Regions from separate parts of the Homo sapiens genome. Here region 1 is linked to region 2. A link is an interaction called in ENCODE POLR2A ChIA-PET data of the cell type or tissue named here. Cell type or tissue: GM12878. All regions are shown on one strand.

What was found. ChIA-PET counts read pairs that join two places held together with the same protein. Peaks named below come from ENCODE experiments on the same cell type or tissue, not always from the same donor. Only the 100,000 strongest peaks of a DNase experiment are listed, where the experiment ranks them.
Region 1: POLR2A ChIA-PET joins it to region 2 with 6 read pairs; 6 of 35 experiments call an interaction of 5 or more read pairs at or near these places.

The regions. Positions count from the first base shown.
Region 1 is chr2:174,566,606-174,571,605 of GRCh38, reverse strand. WIPF1 (WAS/WASL interacting protein family member 1) reads left to right here. Exons shown (of 8, transcript NM_001375834.1): 6 at 3,533-3,745; 7 at 4,423-4,536. Among named protein-coding and RNA genes, the nearest start is that of WIPF1-AS1, 6.1 kb to the left of the region's middle. In GM12878, no CTCF peak of the experiment used is centred here; no DNase peak of the experiment used is centred here; H3K27ac peaks cover 188 bases.
Region 2 is chr2:174,632,522-174,637,521 of GRCh38, reverse strand. It overlaps a transcript of WIPF1 not described here. Among named protein-coding and RNA genes, the nearest start is that of WIPF1, 37 kb to the right of the region's middle. RefSeq lists enhancers at 2,634-2,723, 2,734-2,783, 4,477-4,616. In GM12878, a CTCF peak has its summit at 2,516; a DNase peak (open chromatin) is centred at 2,882; H3K4me3 peaks cover 2,963 bases; H3K27ac peaks cover 3,699 bases.

The DNA.
Region 1 (5,000 bases), 66 kb after region 2:
CAAGATAGTCTAACAAAAGCAGGCATAAGTAAACTCAGACTGCTTTGTGCTTTTAAGTGGCACACGACACGTGTGATCGTGACCTCGTGTAAACCCCGGGGGAAAGTGGGACCAATATTTCTGTTGGTGTTTTAGAGATGAGGACACTGAGTAGCTAATAAAGTTAAATGGTCACGAGCTAGTTAATAAAGAAGAGGCAAGAACTTTCATCTTCCATCTCTGAAGTGTACTTGCCAGTCCACTACCCTGCCTCCCTAGAGAGAATTTCGGCGGTCTTAATTGGGAAAATAAGTCCCCACCTCCCGCAGGAGGGCTCTGTTATTCCAACAAGAGGGGAAGTTCTTCAAGAGCTAATGAACTTCTCCTGTACTTCTCTCTTCATTCGCCAGGCTTTGAGGCCATTTCCCTATTCATTAAAGACTAATGTTTAAAAAGTCCATTTTGCTCTTTGTAATCTCTGGTACATAAATCCCTTGGAGAATCAAATAAAGGTATAGACTATCTTTACAAAAATACTCAGGCATAAACTCAAAATTTGCCTGCTGTCACATGGCTTGAAGAGCCTGCTGAAGCCCATCTGAGACCCTTCCAATGCCCCCATCCACAGTTGAGAAACCTTGATCTGAGGGACAAACTTTCAGAGTATGAAAGGAAATGTGAGGATTGCCTAGAGTTTGCCCTCTCCGAATTATAATAGGCATTTTTAGTAGAATATGCTCACTTGATGCGTTTTATAGTGGTTATGGATGAACTCAGTAGAACCACCCACTTTTAAAATTGAATCTCATCGTACAGACCTTATTATGTCTGGAAATGGGGCATTTTTTTCCTTTACGCAGAGATAAGAGACCTTTGACCCTGTGACCTCAGGAACCTCATAATCACCATTCTTTAAACTTGCTCACGTACTGGAATCATCTGCGGAGCTTTAAAAACCACCAATGCCTGGGTCCCTTCCCGGAGTCTCTGGCATAATTGGTCTGGGGTGCAGACTGGGAATCAGGATATTTAAAAGCTCCCTGGTGATTATAGTGTGCAGCAGAATGTGAGAACCACACCTTGAAACCATTGTGCCATGGCCCTACCAAATGGATGAGTCAGCAGATTAAATCTTCCCCAAAATATGACAGGCATTGACATATAACATTTATTATTTCTTTTGATTACGTAAGTCATACTTGTTTATTATAGAAATACTGAAAAATATAAAGAAAATTAAAATTAATCCTTCTACCACCACTATCCAGAAATAATCATTGATAACATTCTTTTAATGTGTCCTTTCAGTCTTTTTAAAATGCATGTTTTTACAAACTTGGTATCCCACTACATATATTGTTTGCTAATTTGCTTTTTATTTAACAGTATCTCATTAATGTTTGCTGATATGATTATTCTACAGCCTGACTTGTAACAGCTACCTAATATTAAATCCTACAAATGTACCTTGATTTATTTAACCAATCCCCTCACTTGGTCATATGGGCCATCTCTAGATTTTTCCTGTTGCAGATAATGCAGTGATATATTTTTGTAGCAAAATATGTGTACACATCTCTGTATTTCCTTTGGATTAATTCCTATAAGTGGAATATCTGGGTCAGTGAGTGTGCATAGTAAACTATGGATTTCAATAGGTACTGCCAAATTGCCTTCCAGGAATTTCCTACCAATTTACATTCCCACAAGGAGCGTATGAGAGTTCATCAAAGGCCCTGTGTATTCTGAGTTGTTTGGCTTCAGTGTTATGGGGAGTGGGCCTTGGAATCTAATAGATTTGGAGTCAGATCCTGGCTCCTCCACTCAGTCTTCTGATGAGCTTTTCAAGCTTCCAAAACCTCTGAGGCCTTGTCTCCTATCCCTGTACCTCTCAGAGTTGTTATAAGAATTAAATGAGACAAGCATGTATAGTGGTTATCTTATTTCCTGGCATATAGTTATATTCAATAAATGATCATTTCTGTTATTCTGCCAGTGGGAAATAGAAATCTGTTTTCTTTTCTATTGTGCCTGCCAGGATTTGGAGCAGGGTGCCACAAGGTTGGAGAGTTAGGAACATGAACATGACCATTTACTTTAAAAAGAAAATGAGATGAAGTTACGTAGTACAGGGCCCCATAATATTGGAAGTTGAGTTTGCATGTAGTGACAGTTGTGTGGTGGTATCACCAATGAAGTTAAAACCACAGCAAATGAGACACTTTTCCTCAGTAAATCAACTCTTGCTGCCTGGGACTCCAGCAATGACAAGCAGATAGGGTAATAAATAACCACTCCCAGGTGAGGCACTGAAGACTCCTTGAGAGACCAATCAGGGCTGGGCAGTGCCTCCCACCTCTGTAAAATGTTGGAGCCAAGACTTTCTGTCAGGGATATCTGCAGTGGGCAGGTTGTTCAGTTTAAGGTTCCTAATTGGATTCTGAATCTATAGCTAATAAGATATTTATTTATAGCACCTTAAGACATTGTATTCACATAAAATGTCAGCATCTTACAAGCGGAACACACTGCTGAAGAGCAGGCATAATTACTAAGGCCATTTTGATTTACATTGGAAAATGCTCAAGTTTTTGGTTTTGTTTTTTTTAATTTACTTACTACTCAAATAGCCCCTGCATTTGGAGGATAGGAAAAGCAAGATGGTTTTCTTTTGTATTATCAAAAAAATTTCCTTGAATTTTTCTTAGAAACTTAAAAACTTATGGTTATACCATACTGCTACATTTTTTTAAAAAATGGTTTCAAGTACTTACATAGTATTTTTTATTTGCATTTTCACTAGTTTTTCCTGGCAGCAGTGCTGTGAGACAGGTGACCATCTGGCACTCTTTTACAGCTAGGAAACCAAGTTCCATAGGGTACCAGCTTGCTCAGGGTCAAGATTCACATTAGCATTTATAGCCATGGATGTTGATTAGCTGTTTGTCACTCCCTGTGTTTATCTGCCTCCCCAAAGAGGAAGAACCAAGAAGAAACTCTTACTGCTCTCAGGATGACTGGTATTTGGTTTCCTGATGCCACTTCTGCCTGGAAACAGATCATATACATCACAGAAACATGCTTCTGTAATTAACAACAAAACTATGCATTTAAAGAACTTTGTTCTTCTGAAGACCTAAAATAATTTCATAACTATCTTATTCTTTTTAAAAAAATTCTTTCATCATGTCACAGTAATTAGTTCAATAGCTCTTTAAAGGATTATAAAATGTTTTTTTAAATATACGGTTGTCCGTGTAAACAGATTTTCACCTGTTTTCAATTTCACTGTGCCATCTCCAATCTGAGTGCTAATTCAAAGCCAAAACACCCATTTAGCTATCAGTATGCACTTGTTTTGCATATACATGTGTACACATGTGCAATTTTTGTGTTTCTGTGTGTTTACTCATTTCTCAGCCAAATATCCTAGAAAATCACCCTAATTAAAGGGCATGTGTCCAGCAAGTCCTCATCAGCTGTACACCAATGGTGACCACGGTAATGGAATGTGGATGTAAGGTTCTGCACTAAGTGTCTTTTTTTGCTCCAGGCCCCCTCCCACCACCTCCTCCAGTAAGCAGAAACGGCAGCACATCTCGGGCCCTGCCTGCTACCCCTCAGTTGCCATCCAGGAGTGGAGTAGACAGTCCCAGGAGTGGACCCAGGCCTCCCCTTCCTCCTGATAGGCCCAGTGCTGGGGCACCTCCCCCACCTCCACCATCAACATCTATTAGAAATGGCTTCCAAGACTCTCCATGTGAAGGTGAGGTGTGGTCCCAGCTCCCTGGGCTATAGGGCAGCAACTAAATGGTAAATCTGTTTGTATATGTGGTTTGCTTGTTTGCGTTTAATTTCTTGTTCCATCATTATCACACTCCATTGCACTGATCTAACTATCTAACCATTCTAAGGCCCACCATGATTTCAAATTAAAAATAGTAATCCCCCTTCCCCACTTCCCAAAAAGGCGGATCATTTTTCCCTGATCTGTTCTTTGTTTGGGTCTCATTTTAGTTAACTTTCCAGAGATTCCAGGATTCTGAAAAGAATCTTTTTATAGCTTCTTATTATGTACATTTCTAAACAGTTCACTGTAGGTAAGAGGCCTGACGGCCTGCAGATACTAAGTTGCCTATCTCTGCCATTGTTATCAATGGGGAAAAAGGTGTCCCATACCTTAGCCCCCAGCTCCTAAGAGGGACTGGCTGGATCCTAATCACTCTCACTAAAACCACTTTGCTTTGATTTGCAGGCCTGTATATATGTCAGTGTACTAATTCGTGACCTTTGTAGCACTTCCAGCTTTTCTGTAAACTTCTAGGCATAAAAACTAGCACTGATGTCTGTGGTTCTCTCTCTCTTTCATTCTGTGCCTTTCGTTACGTAAGTCTTCATAGCACATTGTCTGTCACTGAAGATACTGCTTGTTTCTCTTCCCAGATGAGTGGGAAAGCAGATTCTACTTCCATCCGATTTCCGATTTGCCACCTCCAGAGCCATATGTACAAACGACCAAAAGTTATCCCAGCAAACTGGCAAGAAACGAAAGCCGGAGTGAGTATTTCTGCCAAGGTTTTTGAAGATTCACGCTTGAGTAGCCTGAGTGACACTCGGGCTATATAGAAAGTCCAGGCTTCTTGCCTGGAGTGGGGTAGAGAACCCTTTGGAGCCATCTACATTCTAGTAAATTCCCCTTCCACAGGCAGTGAGGAAATTGCAGATGCCCAGAATGCATATGAGAAACAGTTATTTTAATGTGTCATTACAAGCTCAAAATACCGTGGTTTGCTAGTATTAAATTTTATTATTTTACTTCTTTGGACGTCTTCCTCTGTTTTCATCTTCCTGAGACAGCACAAGTAGAGCCATCTTCTATTCCTTCTAGTTTTGAAATTGGCATAATGTCTGATTAATTATAACAAAAACTCCCTTTAACTGCCTTGATCTTTTAAACGTATTGTAATCATAGCTTTACAGAGCATTACATGAAAATGTAAATATATCCATAATCTCTCCAC
Region 2 (5,000 bases):
GCCACTGGAATTATGGTGTTTTGCAGCTGGTAGAGGCCAGGTAGGTAGGACTAATTTTATGAATGTAATTAAACAAAATTTTTTATTAATACATATGAGCAGAACTAATTAAAATTGAAGACACATTTCTTAGGCCCATCAGTTTATTTTTGTATTCTTTTGTCAAAACAAAACAAAAAAAGAAACCAAAATCATAAACAGTTGGGGAGGTACTATACATGGTGAGCCTGGAGCATCTTGTAGTGCTGGAAAGTGAGGAAGTACTTAAAAACAAAAAAGAAAAAAAAAATTGATAGGAGTATGTCAAAGGAGCACAGAAACCAATGGTAAGAGCTCCCAGTGGCCGAAGCTGGAACAATTTGAGCAACAGAATAAAGTACTGTTGAATTAAAATGCAAGGCATAAAATAAATATCCATTCAGCCATACTGGTATAAATAAATGATTGAATACATTAATAAATATGTAGAAGAGACATCTTCCATGCAGAAGGATTCCAAATAATTTATATAGACACTCTACCCTGAAGGACTTTCTTCGAAAGAGTATGATATGGAAAGGTGGGGAGAAGCAGGGAGCAACTTTACAGTGGAGAAAACTGACATGCACTGCCTCAGCCAGGTGATCAAGGGCAACACCAGCAGTATTAAATCATGTAGATAGTACATATATCTGATACGATGTGACTAAAATGGCACTTTATCTGTGTGATCCTCCTCCAAATAACCCATAACCCCAGTCTTACCAAGAGAAAAACACCCATTTGTGTGCCCAATTGTGGTACATTCTACAAAATACCAGACCAGTATTTCTCAAAACTGTTATGGTTGTCAAAAACAAGGAAAGCCTGAGAAACCATCACAGCCAAGTGGAGCGTAAGAAACACGACGACTAAATGTAATGTGGAGTCCTGGATGGGCTCCTGGAACAGATAAAGGACAGCAGGTAAGAACTAAGGACATCTGAATAAACTGTGGACTTTAGTTAATAATTATGTATCACTATTGGTTTATTAATTGGTACTTATGTATCATACTAAATTTAAGAAGTTAATAATAGGGGAGACTGGGCGTAGGATTTATGGGAACTCTGTACTGTCTTCTCAGTTTTTCTGTAAATCTGTAACTGTTCTGAAATATAAAGTATATTAAAATTTTTAAATGCCTAACCAGAAAAAAAAAATCATGGACAGAAAGCCAGGTTAGGGATTTTCATGGAAAATTATAAAGCATTTTATTAAGGCCTTTAAAAATTCCACACAGAACACGGCTTAAGCAGAACATATGCAGCTGCTTAGTTGAAAAATGGAACTGGCAGCTTAACCCAGAATGTGAGACTTCTAAATACATTCAAATTGAGTCATCATCATTTTTCATCTATGTAGTATTTTGTTTTTCCAAAGTTCTTACAATTTCTGACTCCAAGATGGCAAAATTGTACCATTATTCCTATGTTAAAGTTAATGCCATGTCTACTATAGCTTGGACAGCCATTTTGACTCAACTGTCTAATCTAAATGTCATTTCAATCAGAAAACCAGCCATCAACTGTCAAAATGGTAAAAACAGTTATGTGTGTTTTCAAAGCCAGAAGTGCAATCATGTGGTGAGACTTCAGGGTTTTACTGTTGTCCACAGTTCTGAGTCCCAGGACTGGTTTCCTTACTCGGTATTCTCCCATGGAAAACTTCATCGGGGAATTATAGGGTAATATTTTCAAGACTTGGAATATGTCTACAGTTACCTTTCTAAAAAACAAACAAAAAAATCCATTTAAAAGCATTTTTTTAAAAATAATCATGCCAGGGTAGCCAAATAGAAGCAACTTTGGGGTTTTTGCAGAGTCAAGTCTTATAAATTGTGGAATATTCCCCTTGGTCCAGGAGATCATTTGACTCCCACACACCACCACTTCCTATATCCACAAATTCCAGTATGTTTGGACCCTCCTGATGGCTGAGAGAATCACAAAAAAAAAAAAAAAAAAAAAAAAACAAACAGAAGGCACCAGTGAGTAGAACAAGAAAGCTAGATATGGTGCCCTTGGGCTTGTTGCTTAGTCCCTGCTCCAGCTCTCCTCCAGCCTCTCTAGCTGTACAGGGCAGAGAGGGTCACAGCCGGCACTCTTCTGGTGCTCTTGTCAGGCCACCATCAGAGCCCCCATGGCCAGGACTCACACGCTGCCAGGAACCCAGCACCATCCTGGAGGAAGATGATGCCCAGCCCTTTCAAGGGAAACCAAAATGCTGGCATATTTTGGAGGTCAGCAGGAGGGAAATGTCTCCCAGTTATTTAGCCCTGGAAGGCTGAGAATACAGTGGTTTTGTTTTCCGAACCAACAATTGGGGCACACTGTCTGACAGCATGACCACATGTGAACTTGAGAGAGTCCCAGGAAATTCAGGGTGTGTAGCCATGGTTGCTGCAGGATCCAGAAATATGAACCAAGGCCTGAGTGTGTTCCCTTGATGTTGGTGCCCTCCAGAGAGGAGTGTGGGGACATCCTGGGTGCAGCACTGTCGAGGGCCCTTCCTCAGCTGCCCTGAGGGTGGCAGTCCCAGGGGCTGTCCTAATGACAGCAGAGCACCCAAGCCCCAGGCTCCTCTGTGAGCGCTCTGCCCCTTCTCAGCTGCTGAACTCCAGTCTCAAGATAGGTGACCCTGGGGCTCAAGACTGTCTCTCCCTTCCCCCTTCAGGTTCCTTTGGAGTCAGGAGTGCCTGGAGTCCAGGCATGACTTCCCCCTGGCTTATCTCCTCTTTACCTGTGTCCTGGGAACACCTGAAAGAAGCTGGGGGAGACAATCATTTCTGCAGACACAGGGTTACCCCCATGTGAAGCAAGCAGCAAATTGATCTTATCACATGCCTCTGACCGGTTAGGGAGGCGAGTCAAAGAAGGTGCAGTGAGGAAGTATAATGTCACATGCAACATTTACAGGAAACTGGCTAGAAGACAGCAGGGGAACTCGAGAAGTTGGTTGTTTTCAGCAGATTAAAACAATACAGGTTAGTGCTTTTTGCCCCCTGGAAAACTTTTCGTAGCCACTCTAAAATACCTAATTCTCTTTCCTTGAACTGTCTTTAACGATTTCTTTAATGTGAAGAACTTGCTTTTTGGCTTTGAATGTAAGAGCCAGCGCACAGCTGTTAACTGCACGTTGTTAGAGGAACAAACGCTGAGCCATTATGGTGAAAATGAAATTCTCAGAATCTCTTGCTTCCCTGTTTAGAACTTCTCTGCTTCTGAAAGAACAAAACTTCGGATGTTCTTTAAATAACTTATTTCGTGGAATTCAGCTAGGCCTCTTGTCATTTTTACCTGTTAATGTAAATGTGAAACGGGACAGATCAGCCTGTGTTTGCAGACATCTGTGGGGCATTCAAAGGGTGTTAGAAAATACAGAAATACTGTGCATAAAAACGTGCTTGCGAGGTTATATGCAAAAGTTTGTTGTTTTGTGGGGTTTTCATCTCATAAAACTCATCTTTTGGCTTGTATTTCATGTTAAAATAGTATGTCATTATAAATTCTTAAGTTTCCTTTTTTTATTTTTTCTACTGTCCTCCTTCCCCCTTTTCTTTCCTTCCTTCTTTTACTAACACAAAACAGGAGTAGAGAAGCAGCAGTAGGGACAGCTTGAATATGAGACGAGGAAATCCTTTTCCCGGCACCAGAGTTTAAGGAGCAGGCACAGCCCAGAGCAAAGCCCAGCAGGCCGTGAAGAGGCCGTGAGGTGTGACGGTTGCCAGAGCTTTATGTCTTCAGCCTTGTGCTTCCTAGAGAAGAGTCTGCAAAAGAGCCAGAAAGACGGCTAGAGGGTTGGGAAGCAGCCGTCCAGAAACATAGAAAGGGCCCAAGATTATTCTTCCTGAGGCCAATGAGGGACAGTTTAATTACGCAGTGGCCTGCTGCTTTCAGACCTGTATGTGGAAAAAGAAAACGTCTCAAATCCAAGTTAAGAGAAGGAAGTTCCTACATTATTGGACTGCTGTGCAGCTCTAGGACAGGTTAGCCAGAGAGGCTGCTGAACTCTTTCTGGGTGTTTTTGGGAAACATACTAGACGGCATCTTTGACTGTGTTATTGTGTTAACTGAGACAGGGAGGATAAGGAGGAGAGGAGAGCAAGATCAGGAACTTCCTGTTTCATGTCTTCATTCTAGCCCAAAGTGTTGTAAAATGTGTCTGTATGATAAACAACGAAGGGGTGAGGGGCTCGTGGACTCAACTTGTTTATATCCTAGTAATGCCAAATAACTAGAACAGTGATGAAAGAGAAAAATCATGGTTGATTCTGTCCTCCAATTGCCACATTTTTTTCATATTTTACCACCAAGTTGTACAAGAAAATGGAGACAAAGCTGACAGAGAATAAGAGAAGATTCTAAGCTGGACATATCAGCCCTAGTGGTTTCAGAAACCCCGTGCTAGCTCTGACAGAGCCAGCCCACATTGTTATCAGGTTTGGAGGGATGGAGGGAAGATTGGATTTATCACTGGTTGGAGCCCTTTGCACAAATGCCTGTAGGAGACACGCACTTGGGAACTGCAGTAGGAAGGCCTCTTGTACCTGGTACTGCCCTTGAGCCCCAGGAAGAGGCTTACAACTTAGCAGTGGCTGGACATCCCTCGAAGGAGCTCTTCTTTCAGTTTTGTTTTGCTTTGTTAGTTGGCTATACAGCCTTGCTGTTTCAGAAGTTTTATATTCTGCAAATCTGCTGCTCACAGTAGAAAGGGACTTTTTATCTTTTTATTTTGTTAGAATACTTTCCAGATGGGCCTGATGTCTTTTTTTTTTTTTTTTTTTTTTTTTTTGAGATGGAGTTTTGCTCTTGTCGCCTAGGTTGAAGTGCAGTGGCACCGTCTCGGCTCACTGCAACCCCTGCCTTCTGAGTTCAAGCAATTCTCCTGCCTCAGCCTCCCAAGCAGCTGGGATTACAGGCATGCATCACCACACGTGGCTAATATTGTATTTTTAGTAGATACGGGGTTTCACCGTGTTG